Linked DNA regions of Mus musculus: all the other regions are linked to region 1. The links are chromatin loops, found by intact Hi-C in ENCODE. Cell type or tissue: left cerebral cortex. All regions are shown on one strand. Region 1 holds the start of Zcchc7 (zinc finger, CCHC domain containing 7). Region 2 overlaps Zcchc7 (zinc finger, CCHC domain containing 7). Region 3 overlaps Gm12679 (a long non-coding RNA gene). Region 4 overlaps Zcchc7 (zinc finger, CCHC domain containing 7).

Region 1 (5,000 bases):
TTCCCATGAAAGGTAGAAAAATGAATTTAACAATTTAACCCCTATGGCAGTTAAGAGGATTTTGTTCCTTCTGTACTTGAAAACTGTGTTCTGGCATAACATACGCTTTTATATTTATATAGCTCATATATGCCAAAGTTAAGGTTTGCCTCAAGCTGTTTTGGTTTGTTACAACGTTAATTTCAATCAAATTCACTTAATTTTTAAAAAGTATACTCAAGGATGAGTATGAATCTGCATGTGTATCTGCATGTGCACACACACGCTTTTTGACGCAGAAGGCTTTCTCAGCTTTTTACTGAGCATACTTAACCAGCTAACACATGTTTCTGACAAACATTTACATCTAAAAAGTACCTGCTGGATTGTTTTCACAAAACTCCCTTTAGAAACATTTGAAGAAACAGGTCCAAAGACACAAGGAGGCCTCCCTAAGGCTGGACACTTGGTTAAGAACTCGGCTAGCATGATTTACATGTTCCTGATCTAAGCTAATCATCACTACAAATACTGCTATATGTGTACTGGCTAAACACCTACATTTATCTGACATATACATTAACTTTCCACAGGGAATACAAACCTGAAACAGACATTTTAATTAAAAGGAGTAGTAGACATTTAAACTTACAAATTTACTATTTAAGAACCTAACTGGTACTTAAACTTTATCAAAGTTCTGTGTGGTAGGGCACAGGGACACACAATAATCCTAGCATTTGGTCAGAAGTTCCTGTCTTAACCCCTAGAACCCATCCCCAAAGAGTAAATAAACAAAAGATGTTATCAAAGCACAGCAACTCAGAAGACTGATCACATTTTAAAATCTAAAATATCAGAAGTGGAAAAGAAGCTTATCTAAAGAAAGAATATAAAACCACTCACTGTGGTTTTTTTTTTTTGGGGGGGGGGGACAGTCATTGAATTTCTTTAAACTAACAAAGGTTAATTAGGTTTCCAGAATTTACCAAGACTTAAAAGCCAATATTCCCCCTTAAAAGATTACCTACTAGTCATTCTAGACGCTTTGCTCTTAATTTTCTTTCAAAGTATTTCCAGCTTAGAGCTTCTTTCTGGGTGCTATAGGTCATCTGAGGTAGATTTAAATCCCAAATTTGGTCTTATTCATTTGATGGTGCTGGGGACTATATCCAGGGGCCTGGACATGCTAAGCCAGTGTTCTACCTGGGGCTGGACCCCACCTTGAGGGCTGAATTTTTAAATCCACAGTTGTCAATGGATAAAATGACTAATAGTTTATTCTCCACTTAGGTTTATAACTTACAAGAATCTCAGTGTGCTACTGAGATTCAGTGAAGGCAGAAACAAAACCAATTACAAAAGTTAAAATGTCTGCCCCTTTTTCAAATGTTACTGTCACTTCCAATCAAAGGAGGTAAGGAATCCAAATGGGACCATCAAAGAGAGAAACAATGGGCTTGTCTCCATGTCAGAAATGCATGCTAAATTTACTGATGTTAACTTCTAACTACTCTTTGGACTCTGCTGGAAACAGTGCTTCTCCTATTTGTCCCATGCACTGTTAATCGTGTAGTTTTCATACAATTTTCACTTCCAATTCTTCCCTCAGATCATTCCCCATCCTCTGACTAAATGACAATAATTAACTGTCCCTAAAGCACAACACCGTCTTAAATACACACGCTGCAATTTAAGGTCTAAATGTTCAACACCAAGTCGAGAGCTTTTGAAGGGAGCCTAGTCATTAAATTAAGGGTGATTTTATACTTGGGAAAAACAGGCTCAGGAAAAAAATTATCCAATGGGCTAAAAAAGGCCCTTAAAAGTTTCCTTCTGCCGGGCGTGGTGGCTCACCCCTTTAATCCCAGCACTCTGGAGGCAGAGGTAGGCGAATTTCTGAGTTCGAGGCCAGCCTGGTCTACAAAGTGAGTTCCAGGACAGCCAAGACTATACAGAGAAACCCTGTCTCAAAAAAAAAAAAAAAAAAAAAAAAAAAAAGTTTCCTTCATTCAACCCTGAGACTTGAAATCACAGTAAACTCGACCTAAAGGTATTCTGAGCGTCGGCAGCTAATCAGTGATGGCTGGAACTGGGGGCTGCCAACTCCCAACCTCGATTTCCCCACAGTAAAATTGACTACAACTGTCTGCTGTTAGGGTGTGCGGGCGCGGGGGCAGAGGATCATCTTAGGATACCCTGGTTTTATATAAGGAATGGGGCATAGTTCCCAGATTCTTTGTGTCTACTCGTGAAGCGGCTACTTGACAGCACCAGCTTAAGGTGGCCCCCGACTGGACGCATCCTTGAGGGCCAGGTTCCCCTCAGCGAAGGGAGACCTCCACATTTCGGGACTGGCCCACCTCCCCAGGACGGGTGAACCGTGGGAGGCGGTGGAGTAACGCCGACAGAGAAGACGTGCCCGTCAAGGCCATCGCCGCCCAGCCTTGCCCAAGCCCTGGTCTCGGGCCGCCAAACCCCAGCCCGGTCACTGAGCCGCGTGGGGCGGCACGGAGCTGAGAGGCCATTTGCTGCGCTGCACTGCGCTGAGCCCCGAAGGACCGGGAGGGGAAGGCCAGAGAGGGGCACGCATTAGTTCCACAGCTCCGCGGGCGAGGCGGAGAGGGGAAGGGGTCCCCCGGCCGCGGGACAGCTCGGGGTCCGTCACACACATACTCACTGCCGCGGCCGCGACCAGGAAGCACCAACCAGGAACCGAAACGCGTAGAGGAACGGGGAGGGGCGAGGACAAATGAGGTAAGGAAGCCGCGTCCGCGCGGACTCCAGGGAGGAGAAGGTACTTCCGGGGAAAACAGAGCTCTTGGGAGCTGTCCTTCCGCCCAACCCGCGAGTCCTCCGAGCGCATGCGTAACGCTTATTAACCCTTTGTTTTCTCCGCCTATAAACTTTGTGTTTGGTTTTGTTCTTTTTTTCTTCATCCTTCCTTTCGAAAAGAAATCTCGGCTGAAAAAATTATGGTGCATATTTTTATCTTATGAGTTATACTAAATAGAAGCTACTTGAAGGGCAAAAGTAAGTGCGAGTTCACTTACTCCCGTGTTGGAAAGAAAACTACAATTCCCATGATACCTTGGTCCGGTCGGCAGGGGCTGTCTCTTTTCTAGCTCTGGGTGACGCCCTCGTAGTAACACGTGGCGCAGAGCAAATCGGCCCCTTTTCCGGGTGGAGGTCAGAGTTAGTAGGGGATTTAGGGTTAGTAGGTGACTTCGGAGAGGGACCTTGATAATGCCAGCGCGGGAAGAGGCATTTTTGAGAGTGTCTGGTTTGGGTTTTGGTTTTTCCGCTAGTGGGAATAGTGACCGCACGGCTTTTCTCACCTTAGGTTGTAAAGTGCACTCGGAGGTGCTTCCGCCTTGTTAACTGTTTGTGAACCGTGAAGAGCTGCACTCCTGCAACACGGAGTAAATGCTGTTCTTTCTGGTACTAGGAGACGGTGTTCACGGCCTCCAGCATTGGTTCCCTTGGTCACACCTTTAAGAAAAAACAAAAAAACAAAAAAACTTTAATTATGAGGTTGGACGTGTAACCCAGTTGGTAAAGTGCTTGCTTACCGCATAGAAGGCCCTGGGTTCATTTTTAAGTTCCACCACATAAGCAGCCTAGTACAGAGGAGGTGGAAAAAGGAAAATAAGGAATTCAAGTTCATCCTTAGCAACGTGGAGCAGTCAAAGATAGCCTGAGCTACTTAAGACCTTGTCACAGTCAAACACAAACAAACATAAGTTCATCTAAGCAACTTTACAAATACCGAATTAGGTACTGACAACATCCCTGATAGATGAGTTTGATTTTAAATCTTTTTGCCAACATTTATTGAACATATTAGAGCCAAGCTGTCAGCCTTCTACGTTATTAGAAAACTAAGCTTATATTTACTTAAACTAAATTATAGGGGGGTTGGGGGAAGAGTTTCAGGAAAATGTCAGGCTGTTCTAGAAAGTCCAGATAAAGTAGAAGAATTTTAAGGTCTTGTTACAGTATTAGGAGTTTGAAAATAATTACAAAATTCGATTAGCATTATGGTTATGTGCTAGGAAAGAAAGGGACAAGACACTATAAAAAGGCAAAATTGAAAAACCTATTTGGGGGATAGAAAAAGTGGTATAGAAGTAGGTCACATGTTTGGACAGTTCAGGGAATATGTGCCAAAGGAATGCTGTGTGTGTGTTTGTGTGTGTGTATGTGTGTATTAAAAGACTGAATTTTTAATCAAGGGCCATAATAACTCCTCTTAGTATATTGTTAGCTTACAGGTGATTTCACTAGACTCCTCCCAGGGACCGAGCAAGGGATTAGAGGACCTATAAAAGGACTGCTGGCCACCCGGCTCTCTGTGTGTTCCATAATCTCATATGTCCTCTCCTTTTTCTTTTTTCCCCTCCCCCCTCTCTGTTTTCAGAGTTCCCTCTCCCCCGTCTGTCCTCAGAGGTCCCCCTACCTCTTGCCCTCGTGGCCCCTGCCTGCCTCTATACCCTTTCCTACCCTGTCCCAGGTCCTCAGTCCTCTCCCTTCCCCCAGGAAACCTCTTTTATACCAGATCTGTTGCATGGCATAATTACTCAGGAATATGCCTTGGCATGAGCTAAGTACCCACCAGGTACCCCCATTCATAACAATATTGTTTTGCTGCCCCTTTTGCTAGTTTTTTAGGTTTTACTACAGAGCTTAGTCCAGCCTTAAACTCAAGTACTGGGATTGCAAGTTGGTGCAACCTAACCTAACCTTAAAAACCTAACTTTTTTTTATTATGTGTGTTTGGTTGTTTGAGACAAGATCTCTTTACTGTGTAGTCCTGGCTGTTCTGGAACTCTCTATACAGACCATACAGGCCTTGAACTCAGAGATCTGCCTGCTGAGCTTCTGAGACTAAAGGCGTGTGCCACCGTGCTCAGTGATTATTTTTATTATTAGTGTTAATTTCTATTTACAAAAAAGGAGAAACCGACTCAGATGAACAGATTTCTAACTGCCAGAAGTAGTGAATACTGCTTAATCTTGAG
Region 2 (5,000 bases), 150 kb before region 1:
GGAAAGATGAGGACTCCTCAGGTGAGCAGCATGTGGATGGTGCTCGCACGTTTGGCAGGTCTGCTTGGGGAGCTGACAAAGCCACCCAAGACTCCAAACACATGCTCGGAACACATTAAAAGGAAGTTTCTTTTTTTGAAAAACGTGAATAGAAAAATGTCTCCATTGTTGGTGACTTTAAAAAACTTTTTTTTTTTTTTTTAAAGAAAAGCATGGGATGTTATATTTACCCTGCCTTACACCTCAATCCCAAGGTAAAAGATATTTGAATGGCTGTAGCTTTAGCACCTATCTCCTGTTCTCTTCTTCTGGACTGTCAAACAGTAGTTCTGAAGTTAGCTTTAGTCTGCTGATATTTGGGGCACCATTCTGTGGCAAAAAGCATAGAATTTTTTAGATGATAAAATTCTGATTTGCTGTAAAAATCATTCTGTGAAAACTCAGCAGTATACTTGTAGGCTGATGTTCCCAGGTAAGGAGAGAATGTGGACCGGGAAAACGAATGGAGCACTTGAACTGCAGTCTGGAAGACTCCGCCATTCAGCGGGTTCAGGGTTGTACTCTTGACTGCTAGTCAACACTGACCAGAAAGGAAGACAAGGAAATGTATTTTTCTTCTCTTCCCTAGTTAATAAAAATTTCCATTTTTGAAGTATAAATTCTAAGCATTCCAAAACTTAACCTCATATAAAAATTATATCCTCTTCCATATTCTGAAATTTTTAGTTAAACTAAGAAGTAGTAAGGTTGTAATGCATTTTAAATACATTAAAAAACAAGCACAAAATTAAACATAAAAGATGCATTAACCTTTTTGGTTCTTAATATATACAGCTTTTGAATTGCAATTTTCTGATTACTTTTTAAGTAAACACGATAAGAATGTCTAATGCATGTTAAATTATAGTTTCTATCAGAGAAAAATACTATGGGCTATATAACTCTGTGGGTGCCATATTAGCCTAGTGTTTTTGCTATAACATAAGAAAGGAAGAGATGGAGAAAGGACTTTCTTTTTTCATAGGGAAATAATCTACAAGGAACTATGTGAATGAAGAAAAAGACAAGGCTTTGCTAAAAATCTGAAAGCAGAAGTTACAATGTAAAGAATAGGGTTATATGATTAAGACATGTAAAAACTTTAACTTTTTGAGGAAGTAAAAGTGTTAGCTATTGGAGGAAACTACATAATTGTTAATTTTCCCGCCTCATGTTTGTCTCCAGATCAGCAAAGATATCAAAAGGCTTGCTTTTTCTTTTTTTTAAAAGGAAGTATAGGTAATTTTTAAATAAATTCTCTCACATATGTCTCCAGATCAACAAAGACATCAAAAGGTACATTTTTTTTTTTAAATTAGTCATCGAAATGGATAAAGAAAAGCAGTAGAGCCACATGCTGTGCTGGGGGTGTGCTTTAGAGTCTCAGTATCACTGTGTGTCTTTTGAAATGATGGATTTGCCTTTTATTAATGCATTCAAGTCAAGTTTGTTTAAAAGCTCTTTATTTAGATATAATCTATTAGAAACCTCATTTTACCATTGATATTACCGAAAATAATGAAAACTTCTCTTTTGAAATCTTATTTCACAATATTGTAAGGAAAAATTGAAAATTCCTAAGTCTATGTTACTTATCTTCATCTTTCTTGCATGTTTATAAGAGAGAGGCTTCCTAGACCCGATTTTGTAGCTGCTTAAAGTGTACTTGTTCTGGAAATGATCCTCCAGATCTTATCAGTTGGGAATCAGGCACAGCAAGTGAAAAGCACTCAAATGTCAACAGTTCCAAACACAAGTTCTAAAAGAAATGTAACCCCAAAGTCCAGTGCCTTTGGAGTTAGAAATAGATACTTTGTGGTCAGAGGAGAAGTGAATGTATCACAATGATCTCTCGACCTTTACAGCCTTAAGCAGGCTGGTTGAAATGAGTACATAAGAGGCAATTCAAACTTCCTTCCTTCTGTGGCCACTGCTGTGACTGATGCCACTGTTCACATGTGAGGGCTACTCTGAGTCAATAGATGGCAGTCCATCGCCTAGTAAAAGGGCTGAAGATGGCTAAAATCAGCATGCAGTGTGCTTTCACTCAATATTTAATACTGCTTAATTACAGGCATTCAAATATTGTCCATATACTGATAAGGCAATTTAAATAATTGGAAAATGATTATATTTTAGATGGATTGATAAAAGTATTTACACATTTATAAGCATACTATTGTTGTAGTTATTCTTGCATAATAACTCACTGTTAATTAAAACCTGATAGTTGTGAATTACAATGATTACTTCAACATTTTCTGAAAGAAAATCAACCAGGTTTCCATATAAAGAAAACTTCAAATTGAATTTGTTATTCTTACAGATAGAATATATTATATTCTAATAAAGATGAATTTATTTTGTTTTCATTTTTAAAGATCTCTATTCTTTTTATAATTTGTTTCTGAAAAGCTAAAAAAATACTCAACAAACCTTTTAACCTTCTGTTACATTTGAAGCTAATTTTTATCATTCAATAACAGTCACATAAAAATTCTTTAAATTAGTGGAAAAGCTAAAAGAGCTACAAAGTCAAATGTATGATGGTATTACTTAATAAAAGTAACGAGTACTGCCACACCACTATACAGAGACTCTGAGACCTTGAGAGATACAAGAATAATTCTGTTCTTATCAGGTTTAGGCTATAAGGGCTTTACCATTATTATGTTACCAAAGAGCTGCTACAATGCCAAAATATAATCCACTGACTGCATTTGTCACATATATGTATATAATATATAGACATGTATATGACTTTTATTTAATATAACACTAAAGTTTTAGATAACCCTGCAGATATACTACTATCCCTTGCACTGTGGCCCGGGCAGACAATGGTAGATGAGTCTGCCTGTTGGCTCACTTTATATCTCTGTAAGAGGAAAGCAGTATAAAGATATGTTTTAAAAAAACTGCCTTTTCTCTTTTCTGAACTGTATCATACAAAATCTTTTATATACTAAACTTCAACAACTATTAATTATATTGTGCTATATAACTGTATAATTAAAAGAAATGGTCTCTCAGTACTATTTAATACATCAAAAATGTATTAAATAGTAAGACAATATTGAATTACTGACATTATTTAAACTGGAAAGTCAAAGTGAGCTGACTTTATATTGAGAATTAATCAAACGGATTATACATCAATAGTTATTTTCTGCTTTCAGTAAGACTAAAATCATAATAAATCAGAATTGAATAATAAATCAGAAATTGACTATTAAATATATATGTCTATAATTCAAACAAGTATAGACTTTTAAGGATAGGAGAGTTGAATTGTCCTATATGAAAGGTACACTAAGCTTTTTCTAGCTGCAGTTAAGAATGTATTTCAGCAAAAGCAGAAAGTGATAATGGATGATATTGTGGGCTGTATGCTTATGGACTGTGGTAACACAGTGTTCTAAAGACGCAGTTTTATAGCCTCTAAAATACTTTCCCCCTTTAATTTAGTGAATATAATCTAAGCCTGAGGGTATTATGATAGAATCATTTAATGACATGAGTAATAAAAATCAGCTGAAATCTTTTAAAAACAGGAAAATAAAGAGCAGGCAGTGGGCAGGAGAAAGGGAGAGGTGCATTATTGCTTTCTCAGTACAAACTCTCCAGATGTTTATTATCTTGCTGCAGAAGATGCTTGTCTATATTTTATGGTCAGCAGTTCAGAGAAGGGTAAATAGGCTGGGTCTTGGGGAAAATAAAAAGGTGTTTTTACTCACCGTTAGGTGATACTGCCTCCAGATTTCTGGGCAAGCCTGGAAAATAAAAATATTGATCAGCTGGGAGCATGAAACAAGGTACTTTACAGCCTGTTGGTTTTGGCATAACCCAGCATCCACCGGTGTCGGTCACAGGAAAATAAGAAGCTTAACAGAAAGGGTCTGCATTTCAGCTTCAAAAACCTGGCTAGACGGTTTAATTGAATTTTACACTGCTTTAACACACTCCCTGCCATTGTCAGGAAGCCAGTTACAAAGTTTTCCTCTCTTTCTTCACAGGTTAGAAGTTTGGTATGATGCTGGGCCGTAACTCAGTTAAACTGGTAAATCAAGAGCAGTGGTCTAGATCTGTAAGACTAACCTAGAGTGTCTTTTAAAAGAGCACCACTTTTAAGATGCTTTAACTGTGCAGTGTACTTATCTGTAATGTCTGTTGGTGCTAACTTAAAACTTAATGAAAAAGAGAATAAAAAAGGAAAGCCAAGCCAAACCAAAGAAAGCAAAATCCCTAAAATCTATAGCCTTTCTCTTATACATCAAAATTTTACATGTTCATATTTATCGAGAAATAATCTAAAAACAAAACAATGAAACCTCAAAAAATCTGTTCAAGATGAACTTACTGAAATCAGAATAGATAACAAAAATCCTCAGCACCAGGAACAGACACCAGCAAGAGACCCTTTTCCTGAGTCACACACTGATCTCTCCCAGAGGAAACTGTCTCTAGCAGCACTGTTTCGCTCATCAGTTAACCATCCTTACAGAAGAAGAATGTTTTAACAGTAACTATGCACAGCAAAATCTCTACTGAAAATACCACATATGTAGTTAGAACAAAGATATATAACTCAGGTGAAAAAGCACACATTATATACTTTAGGCTTAACTAGCCTGTGCAATTTTCTATAGGAAAGCATGTAAATTAAAATGTCCAGTGGTCTTCCTCCCAGTTCTAGCGGCATATTCATCAAATATGTAGTATCTGGAAAACCCATTACTTAAGTCAATGATTTCTCTACTAGTAATGCTAACTGAAAGAAAAATACTTTTATAAAATTAAAAGTAGCTTTTTTGGTTCTCAGGTTAAGGATGACACACTCAAACATACTTACATACAAAACTTAATGTACGATATATCTTCAAGTACTCACTTCCTGCCTTCTGGCATAAAACTTTTGCTATGTACATATAATTTGAGTTCAATTACTATAGAGATAGCAA
Region 3 (5,000 bases), 220 kb before region 1:
TGTTGTATCAGCGTTTACACAGGACCACACTCTGCCAACTTGGACGTCCATAGGGCTCAGAGACTGGGTTCTGAGCATGGGCTGTGTTGAGAGACTGGAAATAGAAGCTTTCCATTTCTGAGGCTTGAGCCTGGAAACTACCAGGCCAGTGTCCAGCTCTCAGCATGCCCAGCTATAGGACTCTCTTCTGATGGCAGAGGGTCAGAGACCCAGGGCACGTGCCAACACTGCCATTGCACTCCCAAGACAGACAATACAGTTTTTGTTGTTGTTTGTTTGTTTGTTTGTTTTGTTTTTCAAAACAGGGTTTCTCTGTGTAGTCCTGGCTTTCTTGGAACTCACTCTGTAGACCAGGCTGTTGTTGAACTCACAGAGATCTGACTACCTCTGCCTCCCAAGAGCTGGGATTTAAAGTGTGCTCCCCCCCCCCAACCCCCGCCACCAAACTGAGTTTAGTTTTTAAAAAACAAATCTCATACTTTCTTCCTCTGGAACTTTTGTGAGTTATTTATGTTGTTGCTGCTGCTGTTGCTGCTGTTGTTTTCTGATACAGCACTGGCTGTGTAAGTCTGGTTGGTGTAGAACAATATGGACCAGGCAGGCCTCAAACTAACAGACACCTTTGCTTTCCCCCATCAACTTTTATGGCTCTGGAGTTTTGAAATTTTGTTATATGTATTTTTTTCAGACAGATATCAGATGTTTAACCTGTTTGTTGGACCTGATTTTACTCATGTCTGCTTAGCCCACTAGCATTTATTATGAAATAATGCTTTTTTTCTATTTAAAAATTTGGAGATGGAGATGTAGCTGGACAGGTAGAATGCTTGCCTGGCATTCAGACAGCCCCAGATATAATCCCCAGAATTTATAAACCAGGTGTGGTGGTACATGCTGGCAAGTTCAGCACCGTGGAGATGGAGCCTCAAGGAAGTTTTAGTAAATTAGAGGCCAGCCTGGGTTACTTGGTACCCTGTCTCTAAATAAAGACATAATGAAAGTTTGCCACCATTAAACACTGAATCCACATACCCTGTGGTCTATTTCTAAATGTTAGGTTCCTTTCTGCAAAGCTCCCAGTCTGTCATAGGTGTTGGTACCACACCAGGTAAGTTATTGTACACTTGTATTATACTGAATATATCAAGATTACTAATTGAGTAATCTGTCGGGGCTGGTGAGATGGCTCAGCAGTTAGGAGCGCCGACTGCTCTTCCAAAGGTCCTGAGTTCAAATCCCAGCAACCACATGGTGGCTCACAACCATCCGTAATGAGATCTGATGCCCTCTTCTGGAGTGTCTGAAGACAGCTACAGTGTACTTACATATAATAGAAAAAAAAAAAAAAAAAGGTAATCTGTCCTCTGCAGGCTAAATTCCAAACTCTGCTTGCGTTCCCTCTGTTTGTTGGACCGGACTTTACTCATGTCTGCTTAGCCCACTAGCATTTTAAGCTATAAAATACATTTTATTGACATCAGAGTTTTGCTATGTACCCCAGGCTGATCCAAATGCACCCCCCCTGGCATGTTAGAATTACAGGCCTGCACTATCATATCCAGCTTAACATTCATTTTAATCTCAAGTACAGTAAGTCCCTATGGAAGAAATGTTAAATGCTGTGAACACCTTCTCCCTTCACAGTAAATCCCTGGTTTTTTTTTTTTTTTTTTTTTTTTTTTTTTTTTCAGAAGCAGCCTCCTGTGGAAAGCCATATTGAATTGAAGGTCCCTTCTCAGTGCCCACAGACCTCTAAGATGCCTGAGGTTGGGGGTTCCTGTACCCCACACTGGGCCATGAGTTTCTTGAGTTCAAAAACCTCTTGGCCACCGTCTTTGGCAAGCAACATAGTATCAAGCTTGCCAAAGGACCGGATTTGTCTGTGATGGAAGGGCTAAGGAACACCCAGGCTTGGTCACCGCCCAGCCAGCCTTGAGGTTGGACAACAAAGAGGAGGGGCAGAAAGAAATCAGAAATCGCTGAGGCAGAGGTTAGGAGTCAGTCTTCTAGGGCCTCGTGTGGTTCCTCGGGGAGTTTTAAAGTCAGAAACACGGGGCAAGTGGCTGTTAGTTGAGGCAGGAGGAGCCGTCTTGCAGCCATAGGCTGGACAACAGGGGCATGACAGGTCCATGGAGTCTGAGTGGGGAGGTGCGATTCCAGGGTGGCCTCGGGATGAAAGCCCGCACACCCTCTCACTTGTGCCTATGATGGGTGGGCATCTAGAGGCCGCGGGGTTGTTTATCTCCAGCAAGTCCACCCTATTACATCACCTTCAGAAGCCCTCCTGTCGACTGTGAGGAAGTGACCCTCTGTGTGGTGGGGAGAGCCATGGAAGGGCGCTGCTGGGACCTCTACTGCGGGGCCTCGGTCCTCTAGCCACAGAGAGTGTATTGTGCTGACAGTGGGCTCTTTCTGGGAGAACAAACCTGGCCAGTGCCAGACTCAGATGCAAACCCGAGGCCTGAGTAGACCCAGGCTCCTGACTGTGCAGGTGAGAGGCAGACGAGAAGTCTGTCATTCTAGCGATGCCACGACCGGATTTACAGATAACGTGGTGGGATATGTGCGAGCGTGGGGGTGTTGCTCTGTGGAAACAGGCAGATTTTGCAGCTTGTTGTCATTGCTGGGGCATCGTGAGAAGTTGGCTGCTCAAAACATTGGGGCCACAGACTGGCTGGGTGACATCTGGCACAGCCCTTCTGTCTAGTTGGGAGAAATCACTGAGATCTCTTCGTGGGCGGCAGGTGCCAAGTCCTGGACCAGATCTTCAGGAGCCGGAGGCACAGTGGGATTAGCTTACACCGCACCCTGCTGGCCAGGGGACGAAATACATCCGTGGCATGTTCCTAGCCTTGTTGGGCTCTGCCGCCTCCTGGTGTTCATCCTCACTTTTGTGACACAAGTCCCTGCAACCCCTCCCCTGCAGGCAAGCCCTGGGTCTCTCTGACTTTTGTTGGAGGTGCGGAGGGATTTGAACCCAGATCCTGCTCGGTCCTTGGCGACTTTTTCTAATCACCTAGCTTCTGTTAGATCCTCGGACTGGGCTCCACCCTCCACTTCTGGAATCTGGAGGCTTGCAGGCTTGTACTAACCTGAAAGCCCTCCTAGACTCCCCAGCAGCTGTCTCAGAGTCCTGTGTCACTCCGTTCCCTACTGTCCTCAGCTCTGTCCAGCCTTTGACCCATTGCAAGACCCCAAAGTTATCCCTGTCACCTGGCTTTCTCCCAGCACTTGCCCAGCACACTCAGGCATAGAGTAGCCGAGCTGAGCCTTTTGCCTAGAGACACCTGGTGGACCAAGCACCCACACCCACGGGCTCAGCTCAGAGTATGGTCTGCTTTCCCAGCCAGGGGAGGGGCTACAGGAGGAGACAACTCGAAGATGCATTTCAATACTAGGCTTGCACAGGTACCTGTAAACTCATCAAAAGGTCAAATCTCAGATATAGAGTTATGTACTTCCCAACTTTATACAATACATGGTTAGCAAAAGGATACATTGTCCTAATGTATCCTAATGTGCTGTTTCAGTTAACTAACATTTACTACCTGAATGAATGTCCCTCATGCATACTGTGGAGGTTTGAATGAGAATGGCCCCATAGCCTCAGATATTTGAATGCTAGGTCCCCAGCTGATGAACTGTTTGGGAAGGATTAGGAGGTGTGGCCTTGTTAGAGGAGGTGTGTCACTGGGTGTGGGCTTTGAGGTTTCAGCATCCCAGTTTCAGTCTCTCTCTCTCTCTCTCCCACTGTGATGATAATGGAGTAACCCTCAGAAAGTATAAGCAACCCCCCAATTAAATGTTTCCTCTCATAAATTGCCTTGGTCATAGTGTCTCTTATTAGCATTAGAACAGTAACTATAGACAGCTAGTTGTTTGTTCAACAAATGGTTAACACAATTAACATTATCCCAACATGCCACTACAGTTAACATTAACCACCTGCATGAATATCCCTTATTACACACGTTAGCAGAAAAGCCCACATCATATTCTGTGATCAAAATTAGCTTTATGTGAAGTAGAACTTAAAATGAGTTCTTGTTGCTATGGTAGTGGCGGCTTTTATTTTTTTACGAAAGGGTCTCATGTACCTAGACAGGTCTCAAACTTACTGTGCAGCCAAAGATGGCCTTGAACTCATGATCCTCCTGCCTCTGCCCACCAAGTACTTGATTACAGGTCTGTACAGCTGTTGTCTGGCGTGTTTTTCTTTTTATGTATTTTATTTCTGAGGCAGGTTCTATTTTCCCTAGCCCAGGCTGGTCTCAAAAATCTCGATTTTCCTACATTATCCCCATGAGAGCTGAGATCACTATGCACAGCAAGATTTAAGATTATCCCACAAATGTTTCATCATTATCACCACCACCACCACCATCACCACCATCATTTTGAGTCAGGGTTTTACTATGTTGTCCTGTCCAGATAGGAACTCACTGTATAGATCTGACTGCTGTTGAATTCATGGCAATCCTCCCGCTGTTACCTCTGGAGTGCTGGGATTACAGGCTATGGCCATCACTACAAATCTTGGGGGCCACTAACCTTTCAACAATGCTCTCTCCAGACGCAGAAAAGATGGAGAGCAACTTAATCCTGAGACTGGCCACAGAACTCAGGGTTCCTTGTGGGCTTTGGACAAGACACTGCTTCTGTTAGGACCTTGCTTCTTCCTGAAGCATGAAGCTGATGTGGCAGAGGCCAGCCCACCTCCTCTTCAAAGGGCTGGATAGTAAATGTCTTCAGCTTTCAGGCCTGTGGTCTCTGTTGTAACTCCTCAGCACTGTGGTGACAAGCACAAAGGCTGCCTCAGATAATGCAGATGAGTGCCAATAAAACTTTATATAGTGACTGCTGAAATGTCAACATCATCTCTTTCTCATGTATCCCAAAGTGGTTGTTAGATTTTTTTTTTTTCTGAGCATGATCCACTTTTACTACGGTAATCTACAGGTGACCAGAGTTAGCCCACAGGGGTCATTTATCCCCAACGC
Region 4 (5,000 bases), 140 kb before region 1:
AGGATGGGAAATCTTTTCTTACTCTTCACACAGTCTCATCATTTGGAGGGCCATAACCACTGGTGCAGGCTGACTTAGGTCTTATACTCTATCTGTCCTTCACATTATAAAACAGGGATTTCAGTCAAATGGTTTTTACATTGTTGGTAACTATTGAGGTATTTCAAATATAGCAAGAGTCTGAACACAACTCATCAGTTTTTATTATGAACTTTCTTTGCACGTACGTATCTGGTTCTGGCAAAGCAGACGTTCAAGGATGGCCATGGGAAGAGAAACTTTGGTGATCTATTTAAATCTTAAAAAATATTTATTCAGTGTGAATATGAGTGCATGCTGTGGTATGGAGATCAGAAGACAACCTATGAGAGTCTGTTCTCCTTTTCTGCCATGTAAGTTCTGGGGATCCAACCTATGAATCAGGTTTGGTGTGCAAGTGATTTTATCCACTGACCCATCTTGCTGGCTCCCATTTGATTTTTAAACTTATAAAATGTTAAAATTCTCAAATTCGACAAGGTTCTAGAACCTTCCATAAAAGGAGTAAATTGACTGTAGGAAGCTCCACATTCCTTATCAAAGCCATTAGCCTTCCTGGGCTTTGACACTGTGGTTAGAACTGATAACCCTTCAACCCCACACAGAGTTACAACAGGAGGGGCAGGTCCAATGCACCGTTCTGATTTTGTTTTAAGTAACTGAAGTGTTTTCTAAATTTCTTGTACTTTCTTAATATTAACAAATACATACTTTTTGAGACAGAGTTTAATTGGTTTCAAAACTTGAAATCCCTTTGGATTAGGACTCCGAGGTGCTGGAATTAGAGGCCACACTACAATGCCTAAGTTACTTTTGAAATCTATAACAAGACCTAACTAAGAAAGCAGGCATATTTAAAGTACCGGGAAGCATGTACTTATTGTCACAGACTATTTTACCACTAGTAAAATCACCAACAAGAATTTCAGATCAGTTTTCATATGCACATCTGTACAAAACATCAAGTGTACATTCTTCTAAAGCCAGCTGTGGTAGTGCACACCTTGTATCCCAGCATGCAGGAGGTAGAGACATTTGTATCTCTGAGTTTGAGGCCAGCCTGTTTCACAGAACAAGGACAGCCAGAGCTACACAGAGAAATCCTATTTCAAGAAAACAACAAACAAACCTACCAACAGACATTCTTTCAAGTAGGATGGCTGATGGTTATGAACTGCTACACTGTCCAAAGTCTTGACAAATTAGTTCATTAAAAATACTTACGTCAGCATGGTGGCCTATCATATCACATCGGTCACATCGTTTTCTCCAGGACAATCTTTCAAAACATCTGTGGTTGGAAGACATGGGCAAAGAGCAGTCTAAGCAGTAACGGGCTGGACAGCCATACTGGAGATGTCCTCTCTCTGAGCAGAGGCAGCAGGCCCGGACTTTCTATATGGCAGACAAACACAAACTCTCTTTAGCAAAAACATATCGGTCTCAAATGGTAGAACATTGGTTTTTCTTTCCTATATCAAGTTATTTCTAACTTGAAACTCAGGGAAGGTCCAACCTTGAGCAGAATTATAAAATCAGCCAAATGTCCGAACTCAGAGATCGAACGCAGCTATCAGTATGTTGTTGCCACAAAGTCTGGACATATGCCTTAGCTTATCTTATATTTCTACTTATTCAGTCATAAAGTAGAAATATCTAGGATAATAGGATGAGTGTGTCTGGATATCAAGCCACAGGAGGAACAGACAGAGAAGCAGTTGTATGCCTACCACGAGCTGCTTTAGGAGGCATTAGGTAATGAAAGGACTGTGTGTCCAGAGCCACTACATACCATAACGCAGAACTCAAATAAATATGCTTGCTTTGCCATTACTACACACATATAGACAAAAAGAAGTACAAATCTCTAATAGTGAGAATTATTGCACAATGAAATGTGCTGTCTACAGAGGACAAAGTTTTAAAAGGAAATCCTTTCACTCAGTCTTCTCATCTTGTGGACAAGAAAATCTAGGCACAGAGTATGACGTATCTGCCACCACTAAGCTCATAATGGGAAAGCTGAAATGGAGCCCAGGGTTGCAGACACTACACCCATGCCATGCTCATGAGCTCCCTGTAATCCAACATGCTGAGTTCAGCCAGAGCTGAGTCTAGGAGCCAGGGCTCGAGGCCTTTAACACAGGAAGAAGCATCATGCATCTCACGTACTTGTGGTAAGGGGCAGTTTTTTGACAAATGGCCACGTTTATCACAATTTCTACAGGTGACATTTTTGTTGACTGAATAGTATCGGTTGTTCCACCTTCCAGATGATCTGTTATTATCTATCTTGGCCTAAGAGTAGAAGGAAAAAAATTAAGAATTAAAATTATTTCAGTTTAAGGAAACCTACCTATTCTTCCTCTTAAAACTACTGAGTGAGAAACATTAAATTTTAAGTCAGCTTTAATACTTTGGTACAACAAAAGAAGGAACAGACACCTCTGTTCAACCTAACACCCAGAAGCAGACTCCAGCCCCGAGAGGTGAGCGCAGGGATAGCGCTATTTCTTTGGCTCTTGCCCACGTGACTGCCCCCACTTGCCAGATTCGATTAGGGATCAGGTCTAGCAGGAATATGGCTATGCTACATTCAGCTGCTGCTAACTTCTACATCTAAACATACACCATTTAGTTCTGAATGAGAGGCTTGCTTAAAGTTTTAGTTAGGGAATGGTATTTTTATGATTTTGTGCTTTAAAACATTACAAAACTATATAACTACCAAATATAACCTTTTTTTGAAAAGCACAGGGCTACCTCTATTGCCTATAAAACTAATGACAACTTCTAAGAATATGAGACAATATTCTTCCACTATCAGCCACATAGTGACCCAATTCTAGTTGTCTCTTATTCTAGTCAAATTCTACTATATATGAAAGAACATGAGCAAAGTACATCATATGAAATACCTAAAGAGGAATACGAAATCCCAACCATGCGCTTATCTTGTTTGGCAGAATTCCGTCTTTAAAGTCAGGCATGGTGGTTCATGCCTATAATCCCAACACTTGGGAGGTAGGGGCAGGAGGATCTCGAGTTCAAGGACAGCCTAGGCTATGTAGGAGACCCTGTCTCAAAAAGAGAAAAATACATACATAAATAAATAAAATAAATTCCATTTTTGAAAAAGCTTCATTTTTTTTTTACCTGTTATTCTCCTGAATTGGTTGTCAACTATCTCCAATCTAGTAATATCTTAAAACTTGACTATCAAGTTGAAAACAACCTTTTAATTTTTTTTATTTTTAAGTATTTGTTACAATAAGGCTAATAATTGACACAAGCACCTGCCATGTTCTAAATATAGACTGACCATTTCCTTACACTGAAGAAACAGTTATTTCCGGTGTTGATCTTAGTAGTACTAGACCATAGGGGCTAACAGGAATCATTAAGGCAGAGAAGAAATATAAACAGAAGGGTGATTTATAGCTACTTATCATCTGACAAAAATCAAAGTTGAGTTACATTTCTGAAAAGTTAAATTACATACATACTAAAACCAAACTTTCTCTTCTAAGTTATGGGACTACATCTTTTTAAAAAAGTTTATACCCCCCCCCAAATTATGGAAAATAACAAATGGAAATATGTAGATCAAAGGACAATATTAGCTTAAAAAAATTGATCTTACCTCGATGTCTTTGTCACTGATGAACCAATTTACATCATCTAGAAAATAAAACAAATTTACTTTTAGTGCCTTAAGTCACACACAGACAATGGGACTTCAAATGTGTTAGTATTCAAACTGGTATAAATGAGAAGTTTAAGAGAAGGTATAAATGAAAAGGGTTAAACATCTAAAATTCTCATGTAAGTGAAAAATACTATTTTTCAGACTTTTTATTTATTTAAAATTGTGTGTCTATGCATATGAGTATATGTGCCTATGGATGCCAGAAGAGGGTGTCAGATCTCCCTGAACCTGGACTCTCTCCATGTGGGTCCCGGGAAATGAACTTTGAACCTCTGCAAGGGCAGCAAGTGTTCATAACTGATGAGCCTTCTTTCTAGCCCTAAAATTCTTTATTATTTTTTTGTGGTAGTAGGCTTTAAGTATGCCAAACAAAGCACTAATACCACTGGTTTTGTGTGTGTCTGTATGTGCAGCTGCACATGTGAGAGGATATCTATGAGGGCAGGGAGTATATCAGTATCCTACTCGCCAGCACTCTACCTTATTCCTTTGTGACAGCCTCTCTCACTGGCAGTGAACTTTGCCTCTGCTTAGCACAAAGCTAAGGTTACAGGTACATGTGTGCCCATGCCTACTTTATACATGGGTGCTGGGGATCCCAACTCAGGTCCTAGCTGGTGCAACAACTGCTCTCACCCACCTGAGCCATCTATGCAACACTTTGCTTAAAAGCACTCATATCAGTTGTGTGACTCTCAACAAATAATTATTCACCCTGTGCCTCATATTTTTTGCCTGTAAAATAGGGATAATAGTATTTATAGTATTTGCCCTGCCTACCTAAAATCTTTTGTAAGAATCAAATGAGATTTGTGAAAAATGGCTTTGTATACCAAGCTCAAATACAAATACAGAAAAAATAAGCAAAGGGCTCAACAGCAGATGTAGAAATAAATTTATGTCAATTTCCTACCTGACCAAGCAGAACTTTACTTAGAGAGGAGATGTTTCAATGATCCCAACCCTTTTTATTTTTCTAGACCCTAGACACTGGGACATTCCAAAATATTTTATAAACAAGCCTCAGAATCTTGTCTTTTGATTCTCTGAACCTGGCTATTGTGTGAAGTTGGTGTATAAACTGTGACCACTATCTATCTAAACTCTTCAACAAGTTGCTCATTAATGAGTCCTCCCAGCAGTGTCAACTGACTGCATCTTGTCTTCACTTATTCTGTCCAGTGGTGGAAAGTCACACAATCTCATTTCCACCTAAGTTGGTAGAAGAGAAATTCTTTATCTCAATATCAGC

What was found. Hi-C counts contacts between places; a loop is a spot of excess contacts. Peaks named below come from ENCODE experiments on the same cell type or tissue, not always from the same donor. Only the 100,000 strongest peaks of a DNase experiment are listed, where the experiment ranks them.
Region 2: it touches region 1 in a loop (2.7-fold over the local background); 14 of 42 quality-filtered maps call a loop at or near these places.
Region 3: it touches region 1 in a loop (6-fold over the local background); 3 of 42 quality-filtered maps call a loop at or near these places.
Region 4: a loop joins it to region 1, with 2.1 times the contacts of the local background. A loop is called at or near these places in 13 of 42 quality-filtered maps.

The regions. Positions count from the first base shown.
Region 1 is chr4:44,754,352-44,759,351 of GRCm38, reverse strand. Zcchc7 (zinc finger, CCHC domain containing 7) reads right to left here and starts at 2,793. Exons shown (of 9, transcript NM_138590.4): 1 at 2,660-2,793. In left cerebral cortex, CTCF peaks have their summits at 2,435 and 3,103; DNase peaks (open chromatin) are centred at 2,252, 2,763 and 3,091; H3K4me3 peaks cover 2,347 bases; H3K27ac peaks cover 1,375 bases.
Region 2 is chr4:44,907,263-44,912,262 of GRCm38, reverse strand. Zcchc7 (zinc finger, CCHC domain containing 7) reads right to left here. Exons shown (of 9, transcript NM_138590.4): 6 at 3,777-3,812. Among named protein-coding and RNA genes, the nearest start is that of Gm12678, 34 kb to the left of the region's middle. In left cerebral cortex, a CTCF peak has its summit at 2,028; a DNase peak (open chromatin) is centred at 2,001.
Region 3 is chr4:44,971,433-44,976,432 of GRCm38, reverse strand. The region is part of intron 1 of Gm12679 (a long non-coding RNA gene); the gene reads left to right. Among named protein-coding and RNA genes, the nearest start is that of Gm12679, 4.7 kb to the left of the region's middle. In left cerebral cortex, a CTCF peak has its summit at 2,840 (motif pointing left); a DNase peak (open chromatin) is centred at 2,774; H3K4me3 peaks cover 397 bases.
Region 4 is chr4:44,892,253-44,897,252 of GRCm38, reverse strand. Zcchc7 (zinc finger, CCHC domain containing 7) reads right to left here. Exons shown (of 9, transcript NM_138590.4): 3 at 3,683-3,720; 4 at 2,212-2,337; 5 at 1,264-1,434. Among named protein-coding and RNA genes, the nearest start is that of Gm12678, 49 kb to the left of the region's middle. In left cerebral cortex, no CTCF peak of the experiment used is centred here; no DNase peak of the experiment used is centred here.